Regions from separate parts of the Homo sapiens genome. Here region 2 is linked to region 1. A link is a loop called in an ENCODE intact Hi-C map of the cell type or tissue named here. Cell type or tissue: heart right ventricle. All regions are shown on one strand. Links, peaks and the distances in the headings refer to the core of each region. The heading gives the core; the rest is flanking DNA. Region 1 overlaps TWF2 (twinfilin actin binding protein 2). Region 2 holds the start of TNNC1 (troponin C1, slow skeletal and cardiac type).

Region 1 (15,029 bases), core at 4,355-12,354:
CTTCCAGGGTGGGCACAGCCAAGAAGGTGCTGGGCTCGATGGTCATGTGGCAGGGGAAGTGCATGGGGCTGAGGCCAACCGGCGGGCAGTTCCACTTGAGGTTGAGATGCCGCAGGCTGGGCAGGTGGGCAAAGTCAGAATCATGGAGGTGGTGGATGCGGTTGGAGGACAAGGAAAGGCTGGTGACATTGCCACGGGGTGCTGCCATGGAGAAGTGGGGCACAGACTTCAGGAACAGCCAGTTGCAGTTCACCAGGCCGTGGGGCTGGAGCTCACAGGGTAGGAAGGCAGGCAAGGTACCCAGGGCCAGGGTCATGGCCAGCATGATGGCCTGCACCAGGAGAGACAGCGGGTGCAGGGCGCTGCGGCAGAAACCCTGTGGGGGTGGGAGGGCTGTGTGAGTGGCCGGCCCCCAGCTCTACCTCCACCCACTCCACTTCATGGGCATCTTCTAGCATCTTCCAACCCCTCTCTCCAAGCCCTACCTGCAGAAGTTCTTCCTGGCTGCCAAGCCCCATTCCCATCCCCCATGGCTTGTGGGGAACCTGAACTCAGTCTCAGACCCAGTCTTGGACTCAGAATTAGGCTTCAGAACCAGGACTGAGACCTAGAATCCAGACTTATGATCTACAGCTTTCACTTAACCAATCCCTGGCTATACCAGGCCAGGCAAGGTGGCCCACGGCCCCCCCTGGTCTCTCCCCGACTTTCCCTTCCTGCTCCTGAGCAAGGTGGCAGCTGGCTCCCTCCCCTCCAGCTGCCCTGAAATCCGCTCTCTGCCCTCCACCAGCCACCCCACAACCCCTTCCTTTTCCTTCGGCCAAGATTCAGGCAGGTGTGAGAGTCTCCCACTATGGCCCAGGCCGGCTGCCTCCCAGGGACCCTGGCCAGAGGGCACTGCACAGCTCCATCACTCTCTGCCTGCCTCACCTAGCCCGAGAGCCTTTGCCTTATGGGTCAGAACAGATGGAGAGAGGGGTGGCCTGCAAAGTGCCAGACAGAGCCAGCCCCAAGCTACAGGCCCAGTGAGACCCAAACCCAGGCTCCAGCCCCAGCTCCATCAGTGCCTCAGTCTCCTCGTCCCCTCTGGGGGTTTGGGTCTCATTGCTCAGAAGAGGGCTTCAGTGGCTGGGCACGGTGGCTCACACCTGTAATCCCAGCAGTTTGGGAAGCCGAAGTGGGCAGATCACCTGAGGTCTGGAGTTCAAGACCAGCCTGACCAACATGGAGAAACCCTGGCTCTACTAAAAATACAAAATTAGCCAGGCATGGTGGCGCAAGCCATAATCCCAGCTACTTGGGAGGCTGAGGCAGGAGAATCACTTGAACCCGGGAGGTGGAGATTGCAGTGAGCTGAGATCAAGCCACTGCACTCCAGCCTGGGCAACAAGAGCGAAACTCCGTCTCAAAAAAAAAAAAAAAGAAAAAAGAAGAGGGCTTCGGCTCTGAAGTCTTCAGGATTCAGTGAGTGTCCCCAGGGCCATGTGGGTGACAACCCGTCACTGTTGCTTGCAGCTGCCAAGCCCACTTCTTTCCCCACCCCTTCCCAGGATATCCCCTTCCCCAGGGGACTGAGAGCTGTTGTCCTACCATGCTGGGGGGCAGGGGCTTCTCCAGAGGGTCTGGCGGGCAGACTGGACAGCAGCTACAGGGAAGGATGCTTCACACTCGAGGTCCCTTCCCACAGGGGCAGCAGCGGCTCAGAGAATAGAGGAAGTAAGATTTTTATACCAGCCTAGTAGCTCCCCCTCCACTCCACCCTGCCCCCAGTGAGGAGGACAGGGTCCCATGAGTCAAAGGCCATTTGCATAGTCAAATGGCAGACAGCTCCTTCACCCCTTCCTCTTTCCACTCCCCTCTCAGACAGCCTACATCCCATGAGGGCCTCACACCTGTCCTCTACCAAGCCCAGGGAGGAGCTAAGGCCCAGAGCTCAGGCAGAGAGCAGGGAGAGATGGGAATTCTGGATAGCACCAGTAGCGGGTACACCTTGCTGGGCACTCCCCATTCTAAGAGGACACTTCCACCCTCAGGTCTTGGCTCCTGCACCACAGCTGGTGCCCTCAGGACAGCGGCTGCCGACTTGTCCTTTTCTGCCCTTGTAGGCACCATCTCCAGAGTTCTGCAGGGCCTCATGCGTGGAGGGCCAGGGTGTAGCTTGAGCAGGAGGCTAGGCTGCACCTGCCTTCACCACAGCCTTGCAACATCTTCCGGAAACAAGACCTCCTCCTCCACATTCCCAGAGCCCCTGGGGCCCCATCAGAGCACACACCACGTCACTCCAGATGGGGCTCCTAGAGGCCAGGTGTGTGCTGGCCCAGCAGGGCCGCCAGCCAGTCCTCCCCATCAGTTCTTCCCACTCTCCTTCTGATCTAGGTGAGGAGACTCAGATTCCTCGGGCCCAAAGCCTTGGGTGACCCCGGGCCCCTCAGCAAGTTCTGCTGGGTCCACCATGCTGAAGGGTGTGCCCACAGCCCACCGTCCCCATGTCCACCAGCCCCCATCCTCTCTCCTAGACCCATGCAGGTGCCACCTCCCTTCTGGCTGTCCTGCCCTGCTCTCTGCCCTCCAGGGGCTGGTCACATTCAGCCCCTAGAGGGAACTGTTCAAACCTAAGTCACACTAGGTCCCTCCTCTGCTCAGACCCCTCCCTGGCTGACTCTGGAGTCAAAGCCACAGTCCACAGATGGCCAACAAGGCCCTATGGGACCTGCCACCCGCTGTTCCCCTGAGTGCTCTCCAGGCCCACTGGCCTGCTTGCAGTTGACTGTGTAGCCCCTGGGCATTCTCCTGCCTCAGGGCCTTGGGATGTGCTGTTCCCTCTGCCTGAAAACTCCCCCAAGTCTCATATGACCCCTCCTTTGCCTCCATTATGTCTCTGCTCCCATGTCACCCTCTCAACAGGGCCATCCAGCCTTCTTACAAACCTCCCACCCCAGATCTGGCACTCCTGAGCTCCTTTGCCTGGTCTATGTTTCTCTTTGTCCTAACATTTTTTAACTGCTAGCACACCGGATCATTGATCTTTCATGGTTTATTGTATATCGTCTTATTCCCCTGCTGGAATGTCAGCTTCTTAAGGGCAGTGATCTTTTATCTGCATCCCCAGGATCCAGTACAGTGCCCAGCACATAGTAAGTGCTTGATATCTGCTGAATTATGTACACCCAGCAGTCAGCTCTGGGCAGGCACAGAGAGGGTATTTCTGAGTGAAGGCTGAATGAATGAATTAATGAATTGTTGCTGCTGGGAGGAGGCAAGGCTGCACATCTGCCAGCCTGCTCCCCCCAGGCCCACTCTGGGTGGTATCATGGCAGGCAGGCTCCATAGTGCCAGGCATCTGGCTGGCTCAGCAGCAGGGGGCGATGGCATCGTCTTCCTGCCCACCTGGGAGCCAATGTTTCGGCTGGGCAAGGACAAGCCTCCTCTGGGTCTTAGCTAGTCTGGCTCTCCTCTCTACAATTCTAGGGGCTTGAGCAGGGGCTCAGAAAGGCGCCAGGGATAGAATGTTGCCCTGAGCCAGGAAGGAGAGCAGTGCCCACTCAGTAGCTGGGCTGCAGGCATCAACCCCATGCTTCCACTCCTGCCTGCCTGGGGTGGAAGGCACCTGCATTCATTCCCTCCATCCACCTCTCAGAGGGATACACCAAAGCTCGGGCTCCTGTGGAGCCCCAAGCCTGAGACTTTCCCAGAGTCCCTTGGACCAGGGACCCAGACCCCCATACCCAGCAGTGGCCCTGCCTTCTTTGGAGGCAGAAAACCAGAGAGGCCAGTAAGCTGACAGAGGGGTCTGCACACACAGGTACAGACCCACGCACATGGACACACTCAGCTTGGAGACACCGATATCGATGTCCACAGAAAAACTTGTCCTGGCCTCAGCCCAGGGAGGCTGGGAAGCCTTCGAGGAGGAGCCCTTATCCCATGTGGGAGGCTGCATAAAGTCCCTCTCAGAGATCCTTGTCCTAATTCCCCAAACCTGCAAACACGTGACCCCAACACCCCACAGTGTGGCAAAAACGACTTCGCAGATGTGATTAAGTTACCCATCTTGACAGGGGTAGGTGGTGGGGGCAGGGAGGGTGAATGCAATTACAATGTCCCTTATGAAATGGAGACAGAGGGAGATTCGACTACAAAAGGCCATGGGAGCCCAGAGGCTGAGGAAAGCAGAATCAGAGATGTCACCTCTGGCTTTGAAGGTGGAGGAAGGGGCCCCAAGCCAAGGAATACAGCCAGAAAAGGCCAGGAGATGGGTTCTTCTGAGGGGCCCAGACACAGCCAGCCCTGCCAACACCTCAACTTTGGCCCTGTGAGACCCATCTCAGTCTTCCAGCCTCCAGAACTGTAAGAGAATACATTTGAGTTTCTTCGAAGCCACTAAGTTGGTGGTAATTTGTTACGGCAGCCTCAGCAAATGACCATATGCAGATCCCTCATGTCACAGTGGAGGCGCGCCTGCCTCTCCAGCAGGGCTCCTGTTGACTGGGAGACCCGCGTGAGGCTGCACGCCCACTCACAGGCACAGCCTCTCCCACACACCTGGAGGTGGAGTGCTGGGGCTCCACCTCGCAGGCCGGCACTCCCCTCTCCCCTGTTGGGAAAGGACAGTTATATGCACAAGACTGCCCAATTCCCAGGGCCAGAGGCGGTCTCTCAGGGCCAAGCACAAGTCTTGATTTAAAAATATTTTATTCTTTAGAAAATACAGCATTCAACCATCCCAAACTGCAGTGACCCCTGCCCCAGCCCTGACTGACCCCACTTCTTGTGGCCAAAGGTTTCTGGGCTGTGCTGGGACCCTAGTCTCAGCTCCCCGGGAGGCCAGGTTCATGCCAGGCCCCTGACCCAGCCCCCTTAAGCCAGCCAGGCAGGGTCCCCGGACACCCTGGGCACACAGACGAGATGCAGGGACAGCAACAGGGAAGGGTCACAAAATGCCAGCCCGGTGGCCCTCGGACGCTGCAAGTGCGTTCAGCTGCCAGCCCTCCTGACCTCCCAGAAACACTTTCCTGGAGCCCAGGAAGGAGGATGGTGGCAGGGAGCGGAAGGTGGGCAGCCCCACAGTCCACACGTGGCCGGCCCTGCTCCAGCCTCCTAGCTGTCATCCCCATTTTCACCCGGGCCGCGGATGAGGCGCTTATGGCCCCGCTTGCCCCCTGGGCCCTTGGGCTTGGCGAAGGCCTGCTTGAAGGCGTGTTGCTTGGGGTGCACCTCGTCGTAGAGGAACTCTGCCGTCAGCTCTGCCCCATCGCCAATCTCAATCTGCATGGGGCAAGGCAGTGGTCACCCCAATGGGAGGGGCTCTGACACACACCACCCCTGGTAGCCCCCACTCCTGGGGCACCCCTTACTCTCACATCCTAGCCCTGGGGTCTCCTGAGGTCTCCCCTTGATTCCCCACCTGGAATGCCACTCCCAGGAAAGCAAGAGCTTAGGGCCTGCTGCCCTGCATGCCTTGGACTCTGCTCGCTGGGGTCACCTCCTCCCTGTCTCCAGGCCCAGGGAAAGGACATGACATGGTAGCCAGGACTTGGACTTTTCTGAGCCACCGATCAGCTGGGCAGCCTTGGGCCATGCGTGTTGCTCCTTGGGCCTCAGATGCCCTATGATCAACACGACAGCAACGATTCCTGCTCTGCCGTCATCTCAGGACCCCAGCGCCCCACATGGAGATTGGAGTGATAGGGCCTGGGGAGGTGAGGCCCTGGGGAGGGCGCCTACTTTCTTGGCGATCTCCAGATGGAAGTCCTGCTCCACGGAGTCGAGGAGGCGGCTCTTGCAGCTGGAGTAGAGCATTCGCTCCTTGATGCTGCACTTGTACCCCGGCATGGAGTAGATGAACACTGTTGGGGGGCAGGAGGTGAGCCTGGGAGGCCTGAGAAACCTGCTGACCTTCGCACCCAGAGCAGGCCTGCCCCACTGCAGACCAGCCCTGCTCCCACCCAGCCACAGGCTTGGGAGCCCTGCCATGGCCACTCACCTACAGACTCAAGGGGGTCGCCCTCATGGGTGTGCTTGTAGAGGAAGAAGTGGTAGCGGGCAGCATCTCGGGGCACCCGGGAGGGCAGCTGGGCCACATCCGTGGGCTCTGTGTGCACCAGCTCAATGGTTTCCCGCTCTAGGTCCAGCTTCTGCCCAGGGCCAAGGGAAGATGGGAGAGCACCAGGTCGGGGTGGGCCCAGGCCCCTCTCCCCAGGAAGCCCTCAAACAGGATTAGCTGGTGGGCAGGAGCCTGATGTGACCTCCCTCTCCCAAGACTCCCCTGCAATGGCCATCCCTCTATGGGGGTCCCTCTGAAGAGGCCAGTCCTGGGCCCAGCCCCAACTCTGCCCCTTTGAAGGTTGTGCTAGAGAAGGAACTCCCACCAAGGGTAGTCAACGGTAGTGACTCCTGGGACAGGATGGTGTGGAGGGTCACAACCTCAGGGAGATACTGCCACTGGGCCAGCCCATCCTCAGAGGCAAGGCCTCTGGCGGAAGCATCTTGGAAGGGAGGAGCCGTTTTGCTTGAAAGCGGCAGCCGGAACAGCCAGGGCAGAAGGACCCTGCCTAGGGAAACGGGGTGGTCAAGGAGACAACAGAGGGGATCTCTGACAGGAAGGGCCTCGGGGCTGAGGGGTCAGTGTGACCCCAGGGGTATGGGTGGAGGGCGGAATGGGGCAGTGTGCTCACAGGTGTACCTGTGTATGAGCAGGGCCTGGGGACAAGGGACCAGAACACATCTATGTGCACACAGTGTCTGCGCCCCAGGCGGAATAGGTAGGGATCAGGGAGGGGTGGGGTGGACCATGTGTTCCCACAAGCACATGGACGAGCTGAAGGGGACAGACTGCAGGCTGGTGGAGTGGGGACTCCATGTACATCTGCACATGTGCATGGGCAGGAGTAGGGGTGGTGGCAGCATGTGCCAGGGTAGGGAGCAGGCACCCACCATCTGGATGTAGTTGACCATTTTCTGCTTGAGCTGCTGGAGTGCCCGCTGGGCCTCAGGCTGCAGGGGGAAGGCGAGGCCCTGCAGGGTCTGGTGCTTGCTTTCCACACTGATCTCTGTCTTCACCTGTGGGTAGGGGAATGGTGAGGGAGGCCCTCACCGGCCCAAAGCAGGGTGTGGCTCCCAGGCAGCACAGGCTGCCACTGGGCCGATATGACCCTGAGGGCTCAAGGCTGGGGCCTCTGCTCCCCACCCACCTCGTTAATGCGGATCTGCTGGAGCTCTCTCTCAGCCGAGGTCAGCGGGGCAGGTGCCGCACAGGACGACAGGTGTTTCTGGTACCCAGCAAAAGAGAGGTCATCCTGCAGGGGTGGGGGTGAATGCAGAGCCATAAATGGGCACCTGGGGATTGGCTAGAGGAGGCCCACGGAGCACGCCAGCTTGCAGCCCTTGGACTCCCCCAGCGCCCCCATCTTCCTCCCGAAGCTGGCACTAGCTTGCTCTCTGACCCTGCACAGTGACCCCTCTCTGTGGGCCCAGGATTGTGTCCCGGTAAGTCCTGGCTTAGGATTACCTTCACAGTCCCGAAGAGCTCATCCTTGATGTGGCCACCTCCAAACTCCTTTTTCACTGTGGCCCGCGTGGCCGCGTACAGCATCTTCAGCCGCACCTGAAGGGCAAGGGCCAAACCGTAAGAGGCCTCTGGGCAGGGCTGCCTCTCCCGGAACAGACAGGTGCCTCTGGAGGAACTCGGTGGGCTCACTGCGCTGGCACACCTGGCAGAGGGCCAGCCCGGGGCCAGGACGCAGCAGGTGGCCCCCACCAGCAGGGGGAGCCCTCGTCCAGCCTGATCACAGCCTCCGGAGCCAGGCTGATGCCTGGAGAGCAAGAGGTACCCAGGCTGCGGGCACAGGGACTTGACCCTCTCTCAGACTCCCTAGGGCACGGCCTGACAGCTCTTCCCCCACCCTCCAGGGGCAGGCCTGTGTCCCCTCTTGGATCCCCCAGGGCAAGGCCTTGTTGCCTGGCTCAGCCCCAGCTCCCCTCCTCACTTCCCACTGGCCCAGGACTCACGGGGGAGTTATCAGGCGACCAGGCGAGGAAGAGCCATTCGAAGCCCTGAGCATTCTGTGAGTCGAGGCGGTAGAGCAGGTAGCAGGGCTGCTGGGCGTCCAGCAGTGGCAGCACGGCCCTGTCATAGTCCTGATCCCAGCGGCCTACTGGCTCCTGCGAGGCACCCAGCACGAGCTGCTCTGGGGGCAGAGGCCGGATGAGCAGCCGCTCCCAGCTCCCACTGCGCCTCCCGCTGCAGACCTCCAGCCTCGCCGTGGCTGCCCAGCTGGCTCAGAGCCGCCGGCTGCCCCTCACCTTCCCTGGAGCCCCCAGGTCCCAGAAGTGTGAGGCTGTGTGGCTGAATGAGTGAGCAAGGGAAGGCACAAAGCTGCCACCTGGGGGCTGCCCCCCTGCACATCCCCAGCGCGTGCACACACCCCCCCACACACACACACGTGCGCAGATCACCAACACAAACAGCCACACAAAGACACGCAGCCGTCAGCCCCTCACGGACACCACACCCCTGGGTGCTCCCTTGGACCCCATCCCCACCGCACAGCTGCTCAGCCCACAGTCCCCACGAAACTGCCTCCTGCTCGCCTCCTCCCCTGGGGCTCCAGCAGAAGAACCGCAGCAGACTCCCCTCAGGACAAATGTGCTGAGGGGCAGGTCACAGCCCCAGGCCACAGGGACCTACAGGGGTAAAAGCCTCTGGAAAGGAGGAGCAGGGGCTCCTACCAGACCCTGGATAAACAGACATCCTGCGGCTACCTGCCAGCTGCAGTCCCCTCGAAAATGTCACAGATCCTTGCCGGGCGCGGTGGCTCACGCCTATAATCCCAGCACTTTGGGAGGCAGAGGCAGGCGGATCGCCTGAGGTTGGGAGTTCGAGACCACCCTGACCAACATGGAGAAACCCCGTCTCTACTAAAAATACAAAATTAGCTGGGTGTAGTGGCCTGTAATCCCAGCTGCTCGGGAGGCTGAGGTGGGAGAATCGCTTGAACCCAGGAGGCGGAGGTTGTGGTGAGCAGGAGATGGCGCCATTGCACTCCAGCCTGGGCAACAAGAGCGAAACTCCGTCTCAAAAAAAGAAAGAAAATGTCGCAGATCCAAAGCAGCCACCATCTAAGTGCCTAGGCCCCACAGGCCTGCTAGCTCCTTGGCTGAAATGGGGCATCCAGCTGCACTTGTAGACTGGGACCTCATCTGGGCACCAGACACCAGCCTGGGTATACACAGGTCTAGCCTGGAGCAATAACTGGGGCAAAGGGGCAGTCAGCCTGGCTGGGGGTCCTGGTGTCAGTCCACCAGACTCTCCTGATCTGGGCAGGGGCCCCGATGCCTGGACGCCCCAACAGACCAGGCCCTCTGAGGCCTCGGCCTCCTCACCTGCCCACCCAGAACTCAGACAGGATCACAGTCACAGTGACTTTGAGTAGTCACGGCCTGTGTTGGCCCCTACAGCACTGTCAACATTGCTTAATTTGTTGCTAACATTTTCAAACTGGGAAATTTTACATAAGAAGTAGAATTCTCAGCCTCTCTAGAAAAATCAGGCCCTCTGGCCACACTGGAGCCATCCTCAATTGGAGATGGACAGTGGCTGCCCATCGGGGGCCTGGACCCTCCTGGGCAGTCCCAGGTACCCCAACAACTGTCATGCAGAACTGAGATAAAAGTCAATCCAGAGATTCCTCCTGCTTAAAATCTTCAGGGACGGCTGGGCACGGTGGCTTATGCCCGTAATCCCAGCACTTTGGGAGGCCGAGGTGGGCGGATCACGAAGTCAGGAGATTGAGACCATGGTGAAACCCCGTCTCTACTAAAAATACAAAATTAGCCGGGCGCAGTGGTGGTCGCCTGTAGTCCCAGCTACTCGGGAGGCTGAGGCAGGAGAATGGCGTGAACCCGGGAGGCGGAGCTTGCAGTAAGCTGAGATCACACCACTACACTCCAGCCTGGGTGACAGAGCGAAACTCCGTCTCAAAAAAAAAAAAAAAAAAAAAAATCTGCAGGGACATCTTGTCTGGGAGGCAACAGGGAGGGCCGAGGACTGGGGTCAATGAGTACAACTGCCTTTTTAAGGGTGGGGTGGCTGTGGCCTGCCACTCCAGGAAGCCATCACTAATATTCTGCCACAGTGACCCCTGCCCAGTCTCTGAGGGCATCAGAATTTGGACTCCCTGGGCAAAGCACTGCCAAGGCCCTAAAACCTGGAATGGCAGATCCTGCTTTGAGCCAACACAACGCGTGGAAAGCCAGCTGAGCACCAGGCCCATTCAGGCAGCCATCCAAAGTGCCTGCTGCTGAATGGCTAATGAGAAGAGCTGGGAGGACCTCTGGGGAGCCTGGCCCACCCCAGTCCCAAAGTCTGTACCCCTCACCCAAAGGGACAGTCCATTGGCATGGAGGAAAGGTGAAAAAATGTTCTCTGGCCTCTGACCTCCCAATCCTCCTCAGTTTAATCCTCTGCCTCCCCAAACCCTCCCCACTTCAGGCCTCAGCTCAAGTCCCAGTGTCCCCAGCACTGCCCTCTATACAGCTCCCAGGTCCTCAGGGGCAAGGCCAAAGCCCAGCCAAGCCTAGAACCCTCCCATCCTACTCTCAGATGAGCCAGACACTCATCCCTTCTCCCCATCATGGGGGCACTTCCAAGAGAAGGGTGCAGGATCTCCTTAGGTCTCCCCTCGGACAGCAGCTGAGCCAGGCCAGGCCACCAACAAATGAGGCGGGTGGCACCAGCCACAAGGGGCAGTGCTGGATTCACTTATCCCCTGCCCCTCTGCCCAGCCCAGCTCGGCATCCTGGCCAGGCCCATCTGAATATCCATGCAGCCTCTGGGAGGTGGCAGGACCCCAGGACAGGGCTCTATTTGCTGACCCCAGCTTCGGCTTCCTGCTCTGCATAACAGAGGTGACAATTGCGCCCACCTCTGATGCTGCCCTGTGAGGCTCTCCTTTGTCAGGATGGCCTCACACCCATTTCCAGAGTGGGAAATTGAGGTCCCGGCAGGCCAGGGGCCAACATCCTCCTTCCCCCACCCACAGAGGCAGCAGAGTCCACCCCCAAGCCTATACCCTGGCCTGTGAGGGGCACTCACCGTCCTCAATCACAACCTTGATGAGCCGCACAGAGCCAGCCCGTGCCTTGGCAAAGAATTCCTTCAGCTCTTCCGTGGCTATAAGAACAAGAAACATGGTGGGGGATGAGTGGGCAGAGTGGACAGAGACGAGTATGGGGCCTGCTCTGTCCCACAGGGTCTGGTGGCTGAGCTGGGAACCAGGTTAAATACAGCCCCCCATGTGACTGGGAACCTGAGACAGCCACTGAACACAAGCTCCCAAATTTAGCCAGCAGAGGTGGCAGGCGAGTGGCCTGCTGGCTGGGATAGGTCTGGTGATGGGGCGGGGTGGGCAGGGATGGGACAACCCACCAGAAGATGGGCAGGCTCTGGCATAAGCCAGGCCAGCCACAGTGAATAGCCTCCATCTGCCCCCTGCCCCGCAGGATGGCCGAGCTCTGGGCTGGCCTGGACACACTCAGCACAGTCATATACACAGAAAAAAGAACACAGACAAATGCCCCCACTGTGCAATGACCACTATGCCCATTCACACACACACACACACACACACAGCTCAATCCAGCATGTGTGAATGTAACACACAACACGCATGTGTGACAGAGGAGCAGAAATTCAAACACCCTCATACATGAACACATGCTCAGTTGCTCAAACACAAATGGACACGCATGTTTAGATACACAAACACACACAGAGATATAGTCCCCGGCTTGCTAACACGCACACAGGCAGGCAAGTGCAGAGCTTGGCTGAGACGTGTGTGCAGGCAACAGGATGTATCAAAGTGTACACAGAAGCACATGGACACGCATGACACCCATGTGTGCAGCCCCAGTCCCAGCCCTCCAGCCAGGCTGTCTAACCCTGAGACCCCGAGGAGCCACAGCCAGCCCAGATACAGCCCTGTGGGGGGTGGGGGGACAACATGACCTTAACCCTCAGGCAGTTGGGGCAGCTTCCAGGAGAAGGAATGGCTCCCCGAAACTCACTAAGAGACTCCATCTTGGTCAGGTGCGGTGGCTCTCACCTGTAATCCCAGCAATTTGGGAGGCCAAGGCGGGCAGATCACCTGAGGTCAGGAGTTCAAGACCAGCCTGGCCAACATGGCAAAACCCCATCTCTACTAAAAATACAAAAATTAGCCAGGCATGGTAGCACGCACCTGTAATCCCAGCTACTCGGGAGGCTGAGGCAGGAAAATCGCTTGAACCCGGGAGGCGGAGGTTACAGTGAGCTGAGATCACACCATTGCACTCCAGCCTGGGCAACAAGAGTGAAACTCCGCCTCAGAAAAAAAAAAAAAAAAGAGACTCCATCTTGGTCATTGGGCTGTAGAGCTGGAAGGTGAGAGCCAGTGAGTGACCAAGGACCCCAGGGCAGAGGTGAGGACCATGGTGAGAGCTGGGGAGCCATAAGTGGTGGATCTACTAGTGGACAGGGAAACCACCACGGCCCATGTGGGGAAGGGCCCTGCTTGGGTCCCTGGGTGAGCAGGGCTAGGCCAGTGTGACCTTGAGGCTGCCCAAGGGTCAGGGGAATTCCGTCAGGAACACAGCTGGAGGCCTGAGGTCAGAGAATATTTATAGGGCCAGGACTGGGCAACTCAGGGGCGGGGGGGCCTTTAGGAAAACAAACTCTGGTTATGTCCTCAGGTGCCCCCCCTTTGCAGAGTGACCGTTAATCTGAGACCTCAGGCTATGCACCACCCTCCAAGGCCACTGGGTGGGCTGGGGCCCAACTGAGCTCAGCAGACCCTTAGGGCTCAGAGAAACATGGCATGGAACTGTAGGCAGGTGGACACCATCCCACTGGGCCAGGACAGAACTTTCCATCGGCAGATCCCAAGCAGGTCCCTGAGGCCCCAAGCCTGGCCTCTGGGGCTCCACTTCTCCCTCAGCTGTGTGACTCCTGACCTCTCTGAACTTCAGTGTATAAAATGGAAATAATAGCCCCAAACTTGGCAGGGCTGTGGTGAGGGGTAAATGGGAGAAAGGGCTTGGCGATGGTGGCCTCTATTAATAACAATTAATCTTTTATTATGATAATAACAGCAAGCTGACTGTGCTGAGCTGCCCCTTCTACCTGCCCAGACCTTCCCAGAAGGAAGGCCAAGAAGCTCCCCTAAGGGACAGGCCGACGGGCCCCTTCTAGTGTTACCAGGGCAAACTGACACCCCCACAGGGAAAGGCACATCCCTGCCCACCCCAGCCCCAATGCCTGCCCAGCCACCATCAATAATCCAGAGGCCAGGCCTGGGACACCTGAGCCTCTATTATCAATGATTCATGAACACCCTCCCTCCGACTCAAGTGAGCCTCACATTACAGGTCCCTTTCCTGCCTACTCTGCGGTCAGCAGATCCACACCTATGGTCAGGACAGGGCTGGCACCTGGTCCTCCAGGGTGATCTCTGCTGCCAACTTCCCAGGCCAGAAATGGGAAGAAGTGGGCTGCTCACAGGTGGAAGGAGGGCTAGGGGCAGCCCAGTCCCCAGTGACCCCCTCGGTGGGCCTGTCTCACTATGGGAAAGGAGGGAGTGAGGCAGCAGGGAAGGGGTATGGGGTGGCTAACTTCCTGGGATCTCCTCCACCAGGGCTGGAGGCTGGGAGGCAGCAGCTATGACCAGACAAAGGGGAAGGAAGAAGCTGGCCAGGAGGCAGTTCCCTCCTGTGGGGCTGAGTCATGAAGCCTGCCCGCCAGCTCCTCCTGGAGAAAGGCTGGCCCATCTGGGAGCCCTGGCCCTGACCCAGGCCCCTGCCTTCGCGGGGCCAGGGAAACCTTCTCAGGGCAGCCCAGCCACCAAGTGGCCACAACCGCACCAGGATTCAGGTGGTCAGGCAGGTCGATGGTGGCAGCCCCAGGCAGGGGATCCTAGTGTGGTGGGAGGGGTGGCTGATGGCCAAACCCGCCAGGCTGTCTGGGCAAACAGCCCGGGCCTTCCCCACAGGCCAGGCAGCTCTCTCAGGCCAGTGACAGAGGAGGACACTGAGCCCCAGGTAGAGTCAGGGCACCTGGCTCCCAGCCATTGCTTCTCTCACAGCCTGTCCAAGAAGGAAACTGGGACCCCTAGGGGAGGGGAGGGTGTGATGCGGGAATGGTGAAGCTTCCTAGGGCTGGGGGCTGGGGGTGGGAGCTGGCCTGGATTCTTTAGGGCCAGGACTCTCCCCACAAAACCCCATATCTGGACCTCTTCTCTGTCTGCAGCCTGGAGCTGGGATCTTCCAACCAGACTGAGGCAGACTCAGAAAGTCACAGTGGAAAATGGGAGGGAGGTCAGAGGTCAAGGTCAGATAGGCAGCTTTCTCCATCCCACGTAGAAGTCTCTGTTCCGGGTTTTCCCTAGCCTGGGGAGAGTGAGTGTCCTGGGAGGAGCAAAGGTCAGGGCCTTCTCCTAACACACATAAACAAGCCCATTCAAGTCAGACACATGCGGTATATGCATCCTTGGCAAAAATGCACACTGAGACGCGCTCCAACTGTGCACACACACAGACACCCACATACATGTGCACACTGCCATGAAACACTGATGTCTAAAGAGGGTCCTATGCGACCTACAGTGTCCATTCAAACAGTCACTAGTGCCAGTGCATGAATGACCCTAGATGTACACAAGCGAGTCACATCCAGAGGTGCACAGGCAGGACTGTACACGGAAGACGTGTGCACATGCGTGTACACCCACTCCCGGAAAGGAACAAAAATATACAGATGGGCACACACAGCCACATTCATCTCCAGGTAGGCACACAGATACTTCCACCCCAGTTGTGTACGTACACATACACCCACTCCCAGCTATGCACACCACGTCCGTACTCCCCCAGATGTGCCCACCCCAGGCGACCCGCGGCTGCAAAAGAGAACAGGAAGCTTTCTCCCGGCTGGTGTGGGGTGGAGGGAGGGGCCGAGAGCCGGGGGGGGGCGCTTCCGAGAGCCCAGACCGAGGCCC
Region 2 (15,029 bases), core at 3,623-11,622, 220 kb after region 1:
TCTGCTGCCACCAGGCCACCACTTATAAGGCAGTGGCTCCACCCAGTCCTGGGCGGGAAGAGGGGCGGAGGAGAGAAGGAGGCTGGGGCCTTGCCGTCCACCTGCCGCTTCTCCTTCCACCTTGTTGGCCCAGTGCAGGCTTTTGTGCCACACTGGCCAGCTCCCCATTGGGAAGACCTTCCCAGCTAGGGCACAGGCCATGTGTACAGAGATGTCCACAAATGCAGGTCCCCAGGCTCCAGCAAAGTGACAAGTGGGGAGAGAGCCTGGAAGGGAGGTCAGGGATCAGAGGTTAAAGTTGATGGGCTGGGTAGGGGCCTAGCTGGGCTCTGCCTTGTTCTCTGCCCCTCCACTGCCCACAGCAGAGACCTTCCAAACTGGCCCTGCCCCAATTCCAGGATATTCCAGCCCCCTGAAGCTTTGGCCAGACTCTCCAGCTCCCCTGGGTAAGGGTGGAGGGCCATTCCCAGCCCAAGGGGCGCCATGTCCTAGACAGGTGTTTGAGGTCCGGCAACACTTCATAGAGCCAGCAAGAGATGACTGCCCAGCCTCTTCCACCCAGGCCTGTCCCCATCTGGCTTCCAGGCACCCCAGCCTCTCCCCACATCTACATGCCCCATCTCAGCTCACCAGGCTTGCTTTGGGGTAGGGGACAGGGGCATCAGGGGACTCCATGCCGAGGGAACCTCCCCTTGCCCTGCCTCCCTCAGGCCTCCAGTCCTTCCAGAGACTCAGGGTCCAGAGCTTCCCCAGGTCAGTGATGGTTCTTCCCAGGGACCCCATGCCCCATAGGCCCTACAGACACCTATGATCTCTTAGAGGTCACTTCCCCCACCCTGAATACTGACTGGGTGGCGGGGGGCACAGAAAGCCACAGAAGAGGGCCAAAGGGGAAATGGGACTGAGGGCCTGAATCTGGGGTGAGTGACGGGACCTCCCCATGCTCCCTGCCCCAGAACAGTCGCCACCTCACCCCACCCCAGAACCCTACACTCAGAACCTGAGGCCCTGGGCACTAAAGAGATTTTAATTTTGAGCTGGAGTTTGAGTTCCCAGGATTCTAACAGCTCCTGCAGGTTGGGCCTCCCACATGGACCGGCCTGGGCCCTCTGATGGTGGTCAGGGAACTTGCGGGGCACTCAGAGAGGGAAGGACCTGGCCCAGGCCACAGAGCAGGCTGAGAATGGGTCCAGCTCAGCTCTGCCCCTTCCTGGGACCCTCCTTTGCTTCTGGGCGTTGTTGGGAGTATGGGGACCCCACCCTCCTCCCCTACCTCAATCCTGAAATGGAAACAGGTTGGCTTCTTGGGTCAGCATGACAGGTCTCAGAGACCTACAACTCTGCCTCCCTGTCCCCAGCTCCCTTCACTCACACATGCCTTCTTCAGCAGGGGGCTGGCCTGGAGGTGGGCAAGGGGCTGCCCACAGAGGCCAGTGATGGAGCTCAGCCCAGCCCTGCCTCTGGCCCTGCTGGAGAGCCTTGGCCAAGGCCCTTCCATCTCTGGGTCTGCCTCTTCCTCCCAGGGCCAGGGACCAGCCACCCTGGGTGTAAGCAGCCTTCATAACCTGATGAGTGGGCTTGCGCAGGGGCTGCTGTCAGGGTGACCATATCCTGGGACCTTGGAGTGGACTGCTTCTGTCTCTGTTTCCCTGGGGAGGTGTGGCCAGCACACTGCCCAAGCTGGGGCCAACTTCTAACTGGAGACTGAGCTAGGCAGCCCTTCAGCCAGCATGTGACCACCAGCGGCGGGCAGGAGGCCCAACACTCCTCAGCCTGCCAGCCCATCCTGGGGTCTCAGCTCAGCCAGACACCCAGCAGGGGCTGCAGGGAAGCCTGGGTCGACTGGGGAAGGGTGTGGGGGCAGCCTACTCCACACTGCGGAAAGAGCCTGTGGCAGGCTGGGAGTCCGAACTCTACTGTTAATGTGTGTGGCCTCAGTCAGGTCCTCTCCTTCTCTGGGCTTCAGTTTTCCAGGCCTGGGGGCAGAGGGTAGGGATCGTCTCTAAAGGCCCCCCTGCTTGCCAGCTGCAGGTGGGAAAGACCACAAGGGTGCTCCGAATTCGAGGATCAATGGGCCCAGACACGGGCATCGTGTGTCATCTAGTGGACAAAGAAGGAACTGCAGGAGGCCCCCAAACTCGCTGTGTCAGGCCCTGTGTTGGGGTAGCAGGGCCACCCAGCAGAAACAGCAGCCTCTTGAGGACGCTAGCAGTAACCAGGCAAACACAATATAAAGAAGCAGGAGCAGTGGAAGATGCTCCAGTGATTGCTCTTGATGGAGGAAATCAAGGGAGGCTTCATGGAGGAAGCACTATCCAAGCAAAAGCCCAGAAATGGAAAGGATGCAGCAAAACAGGCAAAACTAGGTGATGCATGAAGGATACAAAATGCCATGTACTGGTGGGAGATGGTGAGCTGGGCTGATACCTATGTGAAGTGCGTGTTCATGCAGCAGGTGCCACCAGGTGGATATGTGGAGGGTCACAGCCCAGCCTCTCCCAGCCAGAATTCTGGGGTGGGCATGCCTGGAAGGAATGGATGCCCCCAGTCCCCTCCCCACCAATTTCATGGATGGAACAGGGATATTAGGACAATGCCATGCCCCCTCCACCCCCACGGACCTCCAGCTGCTTGCAGAGGGTGAGCCCCCCCACTTCCCATCAGCCATCCCTCACAGCTCCTCCCGCCCCACCCCAACCCTCCTACAGTATCTTCTGGGGCTTCCATCTGCAAGCAGGGCCATTCATCTCCTCCTCCTGTCCCAGGACCTGTCCCCCTCCCCACCACAGCTGATGAAAAGAGAGCCAGGACGTGGCAGAGCCCTCCTTCCCCCACTGCCCCTTCCTGACAATCCTCACTCCCTTCAACCCGAGCACACGTGGCCCTTGTCTGAGCTTCCCTGGACCCCATATCGCTTCTCAGCTTGGGTCCCTTTCTCTGTTCCCTGGGTGTTGCCCACACCCACCATCTCCCCTGTACTTCAGCTCACTCCTGTCAGGCTCCCACCCCTCTGCTCCACGGAAACCCTCCTGCTCAGGCGGCTGAGGCCTGGGGGCCTGCAAGTTCCCAAACCCTGGGGCCACCAGACAAACCCAAAGTGAGTGAGATTCTACAGAATAACTGGCCTCAGCTCTTCAGAGGTGATGAGGAAACACTGAGGACCGTCACAGGCTGGTGGGGAGTAAGGAGACAGGAGGACGAGGTCACGTTAGTGCCATCTTGGATTGGTTCCTGCTCCAGGACAAGGACTTTAGGACAACTGACAGAACTTCAATAAGCTGTGCAGATTAATTAGCAGTGTTTATGTCAATATTCATTTCCTGTGTTTGATCCTTCTGTGGTTAAAATGTTAACATTTAGGGAAGCTAGGGTACCTGTAAATGGGAGTTCTTTGTACTATTTTTGCAAGCCTGGAATTTCAAAATGAAAAGAAAAAAAGCAAAAAACCCCACTAAAACCTAGTGTTGGGAAGTAAGCTCCACTTCCCAATACCCCACGGCTGAACCTGTGTCTCCTCCCAGCTTCCATATCTCAGGAAATGGCAGTTTGGCCAAAAAGCTAAGGGTCATTTTGGATTTTCTTATTTCTCACCCTTCACATTCAAGCCTTCAGCAAACTCTGTCCATTCTAGTTCCAAAATGTGCCTTGAATCCATGTACCCCTGCCCACTCTCCCCAGCACCCCACTGTACTGGAAGCCACCGGGCTTTCTTGCCCAAAGCCTGCCGCCACTTCAGGCCAGCTCCTAGCTCCGTCTCTCCCACCCCTTTTGCCCTCTGCAGCCATCACCCCTTACATTGACTGGGTCCTCATGGGGCCTGGCACTGCCCATGTCTCCCAAGACTGCTGGGGCTTGGTTTCCAGCCCAACACTGCCTTTCTGCTCCTGAGACCTTCCCAGTCTTTCTCCATGGCCTCCCATGGCTGGTTCCCTGTGGTTCCCCCAGATCTCATGCAGAGTCAGCTCCTCTAGGGAGCTTTCCCAGACCACTGTAACTCATGGGCCCACCATGCCTCCAGTCCCCACTCCAGCCCACGCTGGCTTTCCCACTGTACTCATCTCCTTAAAATTCCACCAGATTAGGCCGGGCACGGTGGCTCACACCTGTAATCCCAGCACTTCGGGAGGCCAAGGTGGGCGAATCACTTGAGCTCAGGAGGTCAAGTCTAGCCTGGGAAACATGGTGAAACCTTGTCTCTACTAAAAATACAAATATTAGCCGGGTGTGGTGGCAGGTGCCTGTAATCCCAGCTACTTGGGTGGCTGAGGCACGAGGATCGCTTGAACCTGGGAGGCAGGGGTTACAGTGAGCCGAGATTGTGCCACTGCGCTCCAGTCTGGTGACACAGCGAGACTCTGTCTCAAAAAAAGAAAAAGGCCGGGCGCGGTGGCTCACGCCTGTAATCCTAGCACTTTGGAAGGCCGAGGCAGGTGGATCACGAGGTCAGGAGATTGAGACCATCCTGGCTAACACGGTGAAACCCCATCTCTAGTAAAAATACAAAAAATTAGCTGGGTGTGGTGGCGGGCGCCTGTAGTCCCAGCTACTCAGGAGGCTGAGGCAGGAGAATGGCGTGAATCTGGGAGGCAGAGCTTGCAGTGAGCTGAGATCGCACCACTGCACTCCAGCCTGGGTGACAGAGTGAGACTCCGTCTCAAAAAAAAAGAAAAAAAAAATCCACCAGATTAGGGACTGGGCCTCACTGTGACATGCCCCAGGATCCAGCCCTGTGCTGTGCGCGTGGTGGGTGTGTGAGTGAACCACTGGGTGGTGCACCGGCTGCTGGTGCTGCCCGATGTGGCGCTTCCTTTTATCCTCGGATGTCACCCTTCCTGGGTCACTCTGGGTGTCTGTAGAGGTCCCCAATTCTCCAGCTCACAAGGGCAGGCCTGAAGGGACTCCTCTCTGCTCCCCTCAGGTCTCTCCAGGGACCAGAAAGCTCTTGCTAGCGCTGGCCTCCATCAGAGGCATTTTTAGAATTCCAAGACCATCTCTGGAATGCCAGGCCTGTCTGGGGAATGCCAAGGCTGGGGCACAGGTGCAGAGAGAGTGGAGTGGCTGGGCGGGGCAAGGTCAGCTGACGGCATTCTGGCTACAGCCTGGGTGCTGCTGGCAGCTGTCCCTCCTGCGAACACCTCTGCTGACACTTCCACTTCCTTGCAGCCCCCAACGCCCACGCCTCCAAGACAGCATCACTGTCTGGCGGCAGCTCTGGACTGGGTGCTCCCACTAAGCTGAGAGCTGCCAGGCCTTGGGCCTCCATCCCTGCCAGGGAGAGAGACTGGGCCACAAGAGATGAGCCTCTGAGGTTCACGGGAACTGGAAATCATGTCCATTTGGATGTGGCCCATCCGACAGGGCCCTTGGCTGGAAGCCAGTTGGCTCTGCTCTCCCCCACACTCACTGGATGACCTTGACAGGTCCCTGCACCTCTCTGGGCCAAACAGGTGAGGGGAGATAGAGCCGACTCCATGCCCCTCTGTCCCTGGGAGTCAATGTTGCTGGCAGGAAATACAAGCAAGTGGGCGGGTGGACTAGCACTGTGAGCCTGCAGGGACCCCACAGGCTCAGCTCCATTCCAGCCACGGCTGAGAGGTAACAGGGGTTGCTGTGCCAGGGAGCATCCAAGGGCCTGGCTGTGTACCACAGTGAACCACTCTCTCCAAGTAGAGGACCCCTAGGCTGCCACAGTGGTTGACCAAAGTGATGGCCCCCAGGAACTTGTGGGGGTTCTAGGCCCCCACAGACTCCAGATGCTGAATCCCTAGAGATGGTGCCTGGGCCTGAGGAGTGATAGAGGGCAGCAAGCAGGGCAGGCCACACGGCAGTCTCCGATCTCATCTCACCCCCCTGCAGAAGGCAGTGTGGAGCGGTGGTCAGGCGCCAGGCTCTGCAGCCAGCCTGCCTAGGACAGGGAAGGAAGCGGCCATTGGGTAAGAGTGGGTCCTGGGGATGAGTCCACGGCCCAGGGACACCAGAGCCAGATAGCAGACCTTGGGAGAGCAGGCTTTATTTGCATCCCCCAGGACAGATCTGGGGAGGGAGTCGGGGGATTTGGGGTTGAGGACATGGCCAGGCTCAGGTCCTGGGACCCCGACCCCCTCCCCAACCCCAGGACTCAGCTGGAGTTGGAGGCTGGGCATAGGCAGCTCTGGGTGAAGGTCAGCATCTACTCCACACCCTTCATGAACTCCAGGAACTCTGTGGAAAGAGGGGCAGGTGTGGGTTGAGGGTAGGGGCTGGGCAGGGCATGGAGGCAGGAGATCAGCCCACCCACCCGCTTACCATCATAGTCGATGCGGCCGTCGTTGTTCTTGTCTCCGTCCTTCATGAGCTCCTCGATGTCGTCCTCCGTGATGGTCTCGCCTGTAGCCTGCAGCATTATCTTCAGCTCATCCAGGTCGATGTAGCCATCAGCATTTCTGTGGGGAGGGGGCTCAGGGTAGGGCTGTGGGGAGGGCATGAGGCAGCCCCACCCATGCCCCAGGAGGCAGAGCAGGGACACTGGGAGATGGGGCATCCCTCTCCCCTATCAGGCAGAGGCCACAGGGTCCCTAGGCCTGGAATCTGAGACTGCCCTCCTGTACAGCTCGGCTTGAGTGTGGGTCAGGGTCAGAGGTCAAGGGTCACGTGCTCACTTGTCAAACATGCGGAAGAGGTCAGACAGCTCCTCCTCAGATTTCCCTTTGCTGTCGTCCTTCATGCACCGAACCATCATGACCAGGAACTCATCAAAGTCCACCGTGCCGCTGCCTGGGGGTGGGCAGCATGGCCGTTACAGAGGCCAGGGTAGGTACTGCAGGCAGCACCTTCGACACGAACCCCCATGTTCTCACCGCATCCTCACACCAAACGCCAGGCTTGTGTAGCCCTTATGCCCATTTTATAGATGAGGCAACCAAGGCTCGGATAGGCTAAATTGCTCCCAGCTAAACAGAGCCAGCATTCCAGCCCCCAGCCAGCTGGGGTTCTTCTGGAGCCTGGGGAGGAGGGGGCTCACCGTCCTCGTCCACCTCATCGATCATCTCCTGCAGCTCCTCAGGGGTGGGGTTCTGGCCCAGCATCCTCATCACCTTGCCCAGCTCCTTGGTGCTGATGCAGCCATCCTCAGCGCCCAGCACGAAGATGTCGAAGGCTGCCTTGAACTCTGTGTTCAGGGGTTGGGGGGCACAGTAGTCAGGGCTCAGCAGCCAGGACCACGGAGGGCCAGAACCCTGGGGCCACCTGCCAACCTGCCCACCTCCCTCGGAGACCTCTCTGAGGGCAGAGCAAGAGGGACCAAGCCTCTGGTCTCTGGCCTGGGGTCCTCTTCTGATAAGGGGTCCCCATGCCAGCCTGGACCCGCTGGTCTCCCACATGTGTGATAGGGATTCTCACCATTTTTCTGCTCTTCTGTCAGCTGCTCTACCTAGAAAGGAAAGGGAATCTCAAGGCTCAGACTCAGGTATAGCTGCTGCTGAGGAAACCAACCCATTCCACAGGTGAGAAGGCTGGAGCTGGAGGAGGCAGGCTATTTCCAGGCCACAGAGTGGAGGTCTCAGTCCTCCCTCCCTGCCCCCAAAGCCCTGACGTGACCCAGCTGGCCTCACTGCGACTGGGCTCAGGGCCAGGGTGACAGGTGGGCACCCCCTTCAGGACCAAGGTGACCCTCAGTAACAATAGTCAGTGACCACTCAATGCCCTTTCGGCCCCTGATGAAACTCAAGCTGGGTGGCCCGAAGGACAGCTGTCCCTCAAGTTGGGATAATAAAACCAGTGTGGAGGCAGGCAAGCCACCCACGGTAACCTGACCAGGGTGGCCACTGGGCTATTTTTAACGAGGAACAAAGTTAAACCTGGTGATTGTTCTGGGGACTTTGGCATGCAGGGGGTGGGGCAGCGTTATCTGGCCCCCTGGCCTGCTAGTGCCGCCTCAGAAGCCAAAATTAGTCCCCAACTCCGCCAGGCCTTGTATGGGCACTGGGTGGAGGGCTGTCCCAACCCCGGCTCCATGGACTCCCACAGGATAAGCAGGCGTGCCCCCAGAGCTGGCTATAGCACTTCCCTGCCCAGGAGTGAGGGAGGCTGAGGGAGGGGTTCCCCTGGGGACAGCTGGCCATGCCAGGATGTCCTTGCTCTGGGGTTGGGGGAGGTCACCACCACCCAGGATAGAATAGCATCTGAAGACCCTCAGTGACCCAGGAGGTTGCAGGGGCTTGGGGTGACCACTCTCCAGCCCTCATTCCCTCGCTCTCACCCCTAGCTAAGCCACTGAGCCCTGAGCCTGCCAGGCATGATGGGAGCTGGGGCCCCAGTTCTCTGTTCCTTCTTCCTTGGTTCTCCCTCATGTCCAGAACTTCCCTGCCTCAAACTTCAAAGCCCCATCTCCAGCCCAGGACTCAGGCTCTACAGACCCCTCCTCTCACACCCTCCACCCTCCAAAGCATCTTCGGCCCGCCAAGGGGCTGGAGTGGGGTGGCAGATTTTGAGCATGTGAGAAGCAGAATGTGAGGGGCAGAAATGGGGGTTGGGGACAGGGAGACAGTAATGGGGACTCAGACAGCTCAGGAGGAAGAGATGAAAAGAGAAAGGCAAAAACGTCCAGAGACAAATGCAGAGACATGTGGCTGAGCGACAGTGCCACAGACCACAGACACTTGGAAACAGAGAGTGAGACACGATGCTGAAAGCTGCAACCTCCTCCACCACCCTTCAGACCCGGAACCCCCTACCCCTTCTGCATCCTCAAACACCAGAATCACTGTCCCTGTGAGGGCCTGGGTTGAAGGCACGTAGGCCTTCTCCTTGGTCCCCACCACTTCCCTGGGGCTACTAACCCCGCACTCTCAGCTGAGTGAGCCCCCAGTGGGCCTGCCCACCCCAGCCCTACCCAGCCCTGTCCCTCACCGCAGCCTTGTAGATGTCATCCATGCTGGCGGCTCACAGGACAGCTTGCTGGGGTTGCCAGCCGGCCCTTGACTTAAATAGCCCTGCCCCGCTGCATTCCTGGCCCAGCCCAGCCCAGCCCAGCCCACCCCTGCGTGTAGTATCCTCCAGCCCCTCCTCTGGTCCCAGTGATCTCAGGCTGGCCTGAGTCCCCACGTCCTCTGCCCAGGGCAGGGAGCAGACGAACGGCTACAAGGACCAGGTTTCTTTCCCTCCTGTCCCCCACACTCCCCAAAGGGACTCTCTGAAAAGGTTTCTGGAATGAATGAAAACATAAGCCCAGTGCAGGACAGGAGCTACAAAGTCGTGGGCCCCAGGCAAGGTGCAACACAACAGCTCAGGCTCCCATCCAACCAGGTTGGCGGGTTGCCATGACCTCCACTTTCCAGATAAGGAAACTGAGGCTCTGGAGGAGTGGTGACTTGCCCAAGATCTGACTGACTTGGTAACCCCCGCCTTTAACTAAACCTCTCTGGAATGGGGGTGCAATGTGCAAGGAGAGGCTAGGAGTGCAGGGCCCTGCCAAGAGAAGCCTCGAATGCCAAGCTCATAGTAAGATGCTGTGGAACTGGTGAAGGAGGAAGTGACTGACCCACCTTAGGACAGGGTGGCCAGGAGCCCTTCTGCCAGAGGAGCCTGTCCCAGACCTCCCATCTGCCCAGGGAGAAGTACCCACTTCGGGCTTAAGTCAGCTGCTCTCAGTTATTCAACAGCACCCCTATAGATGCCCCATCTGTGGCAGGCTCTTTCCCTCCTCACCCTCCAATTAGGTTACCACCTCCCTCTTCTAGGTCTCATCTTTCCCCGGTTTAGGATTCAGCACTGTAGTTCCTGGGTCCAGATCAACCTGTCTCCCTCGTTTTGAACTTTGGCAGGCCACCCCGTGGGGTTCTTGTGCTCAGTGGCAGCACACACCCCTCCATCCACCTACACCTTCCTTCGTACAGAGTTCGTATCAAGTTTATCCCTCTTGATAAACACGCTCCCTGCCTCGAGCACTACTGCGTGCTGGGCCGCGCATCAATCAACCCACTCAGTTGTCCAGAAGCCCCACTGACAAGAGATCTCCGAATCTCAGAGAGGTTCAGAACTGGCCCAGAATCACTCTCGCCCTGCTCCGGCGGTAAGCACAGGTCCTATTTTCCCCTCCAACCTGCCTTGCCCTAAAGAGAAAGAGCCCAACAGCCAGGTGAGGCACTATTATGGCCTCCTTTATCAGGAGGAGTAAACTGAGGCCAGGAAGAGCAGTGACTTGCTTCGTGTGGCCTGGGAGACTCGGGACCTTCTGTCCCCTCTTCCCGAGGACCCAGGGGCGATGCCCAGAGCTGTCACCACCCGGGGTCTCAGTTTCTAGCAGGCTGTGCAGGGTACCGCCGGCGGCGCCACGCAGGTAGATTACGCAAGCGAGCACCTCGCACGCGCGCCCTGAGTGGCCCCTGTCAGTCACGCGCGGGGGCGGGGCGAGGGCGCAGGAAGAAGGCGGGGCCAAGATGGCGGCGCAGCGCGCGGCGGGGGCGACGGGCGGCGGGGGCCGGGGGGCGGTGGGACGTTGACCCCGCCCCCTGCTGCTGCTAGTCTGCGCCGGGCGGCGGTGGCGGCGGAGACCCGAACATGGCGACCGCGCGCACCTTCGGGCCCGAGCGGGAAGCCGAGCCGGCCAAGGAAGCGCGCGTCGTGGGCTCGGAGCTTGTGGACACTTATACGGTGTGTTGGGGGCGCGGGCACCCGAAGCGGGGGTGGTGGCTGGAACCGGGAGTCCGACTCGGGGGCTTGGGGAGGGGTCCGGGATCTGCAGCCCCGAGGAGCGGGTAGAAGGGTCTGCGATTGCGAGGAGGGGGCTGGGACGGGGGATCTAGGAAAGGGATCTGGGCCCCGCAGGTCCGGGAGAAGGGTTGCTCGGGGCCCGGGGAGGCGGTTTGGAAAAGGGTACGCGATCAGAAAGGGAGGCTCGGGTTGGGGGCGGCATCTGGGGATAAAGGGGGCTTGGGGAGGGGGGTGTCTAGATGAGGCGGAACCCCTCTAGATCCTCTAGGACTGGAGGGGCCCCGGCCTGGAAGACCGTTACAGGGGTCCAGGAGGAAGGCGATGGGGAGAGGGTCTCTGATGGATGGAATCAGGGAAAAGGGTCAGGCTTCGCAGGCCTTGAAGAAAGAGAAGGCGTCAGGACCCTGATCTGGGGAGCCTGAGGTGGTGGTTGAGATTTTCTCTGAGAAGTGCAGGAGAGACCTGGGGAGCAGATGCCTTGGGGGTCGGGCGGAGACAAGACCGGAGGAGGGGTGGAGCCCATCTATGGAGAAATGGGGGTGGTCTCAGTGCTAAAGCGCAGGCCCTATAAGCCTTAGGAATCTTCGTGACTTTGGGCTGTGGGAGCGAGATGGGGCAACAAGCTGCCCACACACACTTCTAAGCTATGGGGGAGACAGAGGACAAATAGCGGGTAGTTCCCGACTTTGACGGGGTTGGATGCCAGGCCTGTGAGCCTGGTGGGCTGCCTGGCAAAAACCGGCCCTGGACTAGGCATAGAGCACCTCCCTGCCTCCTCCCCTTTGTTCCCGCAGGGTAGGGAGTGGGTGGGGGCCTTGGGCCTGCCTGCACCTCCCCTCCCTGGCCCTCATCCTAACCTTCCGCTCTGAGGGCCATTCTTCTGGCTCTTTTCTCCTTTCCTGAAGGCAAGGGGAAGGAATCAGGCAGGATGGGAAGAGGAGAGGGGTGGATCTTGAAGCAACAGGCCAGCCTGGAGAAATGGCTGCTCCTCAGGGCTGGAGGAGGCTTCAGCTCCATGCTGCAGAGAGGAGGGGGAAACTAGGTGCAGGAGGCGGGTGAGGTCTCTAAGCTGATGGCTGACTGGCCATCAGCTATGGGCACATTCAGCCAGAGGGCCATCTTCAAAAAGCTCACCCTATTCTGGACTGCGCCCCTCCTCTGCATGTATGTCGGGGGAGGTGGTGATCTAGTTTGGACCCTACCATCCTCTGTCTCCGGGTGTGCCGAGTTGGACATTATTAACACACCTACCTTTTGAACACTTGCCATGGGTCAGGCCCATGTACAAAGCATTTTACATGCATTGCCTTACTTGGTCCTTGATTCTAAGATGGAGGAACTAAGGCTCAGAGAGAACTTAGGCTCCAAGTTACTTATATAAGTGACACATAAGCTGCAGCCAGGAAATGGCAGAACCAGGTTTTTAACCCAGGCCTTCCTTAACCTCTAGGCCATATTGCCTCCTGATAGAGCTTAGTTGCTACCACTCCCTCCCCACATCAGCTGCTTGTGCCTTGATTCCTGGCTCAGCAGCAGAAATCACAGCCATGAACCAGTTGAAAGGGTTGGAAAATGACTTGCTTCCAGGAGGTAGTCAGGGCACCTGGAAAGAAGTACAACAGAGAAGATGCTCAGGCTAGAACTGGCCCTGCTCTGCCTCCCTTGGAAGAAATGGCCTTGCCTGCAGCTCCGGTTGGGTTTTGAGTTACCTAGAGGCAGGAGGTAAAAAACTAAAGAGGTGACTTGTGGTAATCACCTTTTTCATTCCTTACTGATGGATGGAGCCACATGCTTGTCTCATGTGCCTCCCAGCCCTAGTGCTTGGGCCATGGAGGAAGCTGAGAGGGGCCCTGCTGGTCAGCAAGGGTCAGGTGCAGAGGCTGGTGGGCAAGGGCAGCCTGACTTTGGCCTTGGGGTGGGTCTGAGTTGCAGAGAGAAAGACTGATAAAAGATAATTGGGAAAGATAATTGCAGCTTTTGCTGCTGGGGGAGGAGACTCCTTGTTGCTGGGCTCCCTTGCCACAAGGGCTGTTGGTTTCCCCTTTTAGGTTTACATCATCCAGGTCACTGATGGCAGCCATGAGTGGACAGTAAAGCACCGCTACAGCGACTTCCATGACCTGCATGAAAAGGTAACTGTTAAGAGCTGGGAGCACGTATCTCAGGGCTGGGGGACCCGTAGGCCAACTTTCCATTGTGCCACATATTAGTTTTAGGGCAAAACAGGTTCCATCTCTATAGTTCTTTAATAAACCACTTTGTTAATATAACTGCGTTCATTAATATAGCATGTAAATGCTAGCCTTCAGCTCTAGCATGAGCCACTCTGCAAGGAGCATATTTGAATTTCAGTTTTAATATTTCCAGTCCTAGCTTGGGTATGAGATGCTCAGACAGTTTCCTGGGAAGGGGACAGGTTTGAACTTGTTTGATCTAGCGATAGCTATTCCAAAGCCTTACTTTAATATCTGGCTGTGATTCCATCTCTTTTTTTTGCTTTTGGAGATGCTGTCTTTCTCTGGGTCATTTGCAGCATAACTGTTTTAAAGACACACCGCTGCCCTGATTGGTTTTTACTCTGGCTTGGAAAAGATGGCAATTTTAGGGGCAAAAGGTGTTACTTTTCTGAATGTCTCTAAAGTCTCCAGATGGAATTCCTTGTCTAGAATTGTATTGGTATTTCTAATGCTAATTGGATTTAAAGAGGCCAAATCCCAGGTGCACTAGTTTGGTCACTGATTTTGGTACTACTGCAGGGAGGGGCTGTGCAAGTGCTGACAAGCGCCTGCCCTCAAGCTTCTTGCCTTGGTCTTACATAGGCACAGAGCCTCTTAGTCTGTGGTTGATGTGCTTATGTTTTTTTACAGCTCGTTGCAGAGAGAAAGATTGATAAAAATCTGCTTCCGCCCAAAAAGATAATTGGGAAAAACTCAAGAAGCTTGGTGGAGAAGAGGGAGAAGGATCTGGAGGTCTACCTCCAGAAGCTCCTGGCTGCCTTCCCTGGCGTGACCCCCAGAGTACTGGCCCACTTCTTGCATTTTCACTTCTATGTAAGTTCCTCATCGGGTTTTCACCTGTGCCTGCAAACCCACAACTGCCAAACTTGAGGCAGCAAACCAGGGGAGACCTCAGCTTTGAGGTGGGCTGGGGTTTGACCCTAGGTTAGAAGATGGAGGAACGTCACCCTGGTTAGGAATGCATTGTGGCCAGAAGCATGTTAGTTGACAGATTTGCCGTAAATTAGACTAAATGTGGCCACAGAGATGCTTTCCTCCACCACAAGGCATTTTGTTTAGCAAAAATGGCCTGTGGGTGTTTAAGCTAGGTTTCCATCCAGATGGATGAGGCTGGATTAGAAATAGCTGACACCTGGGATAGACTATTGTTGAGTTGTTGGTGCATAGCCCAAAACTAATTAAGGGATTAGTCTGTGATGGTGGAATATCACCATCTTGGGGCGTGTCATCAGGGTCCGCGCTGCCAGGGTGCTAAGGTTGAGGGTGGACACCTTCCTGTGATGGGAGAGTGTGTCATAGAACAGCTCTGTACTCCGTCCTTGAAAGAGGAACAACTTTCATAGGTTGCCGGTGACAGAATGCGTTGTCAGACTTTAAGAAGGGCACTTAGGCAGTGTGAAACCACAATATTTGTGCTTTTGAGACGGAGTCTTGCTCTGTCACCTAGGCTGGAGTGCAGTGGTGCGATCTCGGCTCACTACAACCTCCGCCTCTTGGGTTCAAGCAATTCTCCTGCCTCAGCCTCCCGAGTAGCTGGGACTACAGACTTGCACCACCACACCCAGCTAATTTTTGTATTTTTAGTAGAGATGGGGTTTCACCATGTTGGCCAGACTGGTCTGGAACTCCTGACCTCAAGTGATCTGCCTGCCTCAGCCTCCCAAAGTGCTGGGATTACAGGCGTGTGCCACCGCACCTGGCCAAAACCACAATATTAAATAGCAGTTCTATTTATGAGAATTTCTTCTAAGGAAAAATCAGGCAGCCGCAAAAAGGATATATGAACAAAGGTAGTCATTCCAGGATTGTAACAAAATAGTAAGGACAACCCTAAAGTCTAGTAGAAGAGGTTAAAAAAAAAAAATCAGGCCAGGTGCAGTGGCTCATGCCTGTAATCCCAGCACTTTGAGAGGCTGAGGTGGGCAGATCACTTGAGGTCAGGAGTTCAAGACCATCCTGGCTAACATGGTGAAACCCTGTCTCTACTAAGAATACAAAAATTAGCTGGGTATGGTGGCAGATGCCTGTAATCCCAGCTATTTGGGAGGCTGAGGCAGGAGAATCGCTTGAACCCAAGAAGCAGAGGTTGCAGTAAGTCGAGAT

Evidence for each region. A loop is a pair of places that touch in the nucleus more often than their neighbours do. Peaks named below come from ENCODE experiments on the same cell type or tissue, not always from the same donor. Only the 100,000 strongest peaks of a DNase experiment are listed, where the experiment ranks them.
Region 2: it touches region 1 in a loop (2.5-fold over the local background); 23 of 110 quality-filtered maps call a loop at or near these places.

The regions. Positions count from the first base shown.
Region 1 is chr3:52,223,937-52,238,965 of GRCh38, forward strand. TWF2 (twinfilin actin binding protein 2) reads right to left here. Exons shown (of 9, transcript NM_007284.4): 2 at 11,093-11,170; 3 at 8,008-8,186; 4 at 7,508-7,603; 5 at 7,191-7,295; 6 at 6,934-7,059; 7 at 5,984-6,134; 8 at 5,725-5,846; 9 at 4,676-5,265. The coding sequence ends at 5,098. TLR9 (toll like receptor 9) reads right to left here and starts at 1,709. Exons shown (of 2, transcript NM_017442.4): 1 at 1,591-1,709; 2 at 1-376. The coding sequence starts at 1,593. RefSeq lists enhancers at 1,489-1,588, 1,841-2,342, 2,099-2,188, 2,343-2,842, 12,813-13,354 and 1 more and silencers at 7,759-7,968, 14,865-15,029. In heart right ventricle, for the core only: CTCF peaks have their summits at 7,748 (motif pointing right), 7,952, 9,030 (motif pointing right) and 10,731; DNase peaks (open chromatin) are centred at 7,767 and 10,246; H3K4me3 peaks cover 3,084 bases; H3K27ac peaks cover 4,665 bases.
Region 2 is chr3:52,445,106-52,460,134 of GRCh38, forward strand. TNNC1 (troponin C1, slow skeletal and cardiac type) reads right to left here and starts at 8,936. Exons shown (of 6, transcript NM_003280.3): 1 at 8,887-8,936; 2 at 7,378-7,408; 3 at 7,001-7,147; 4 at 6,639-6,753; 5 at 6,286-6,422; 6 at 5,995-6,201. The coding sequence starts at 8,910. The coding sequence ends at 6,170. It overlaps NISCH (nischarin), which reads left to right and starts at 10,499. Exons shown (of 21, transcript NM_007184.4): 1 at 10,499-10,629; 2 at 12,738-12,821; 3 at 13,557-13,739. The coding sequence starts at 10,537. RefSeq lists enhancers at 1-848, 6,978-7,798, 11,478-12,153 and silencers at 4,908-5,202, 10,424-10,653. In heart right ventricle, for the core only: a CTCF peak has its summit at 6,769; DNase peaks (open chromatin) are centred at 5,368, 7,926, 8,956, 10,346 and 1 weaker place; H3K4me3 peaks cover 6,012 bases; H3K27ac peaks cover 8,000 bases.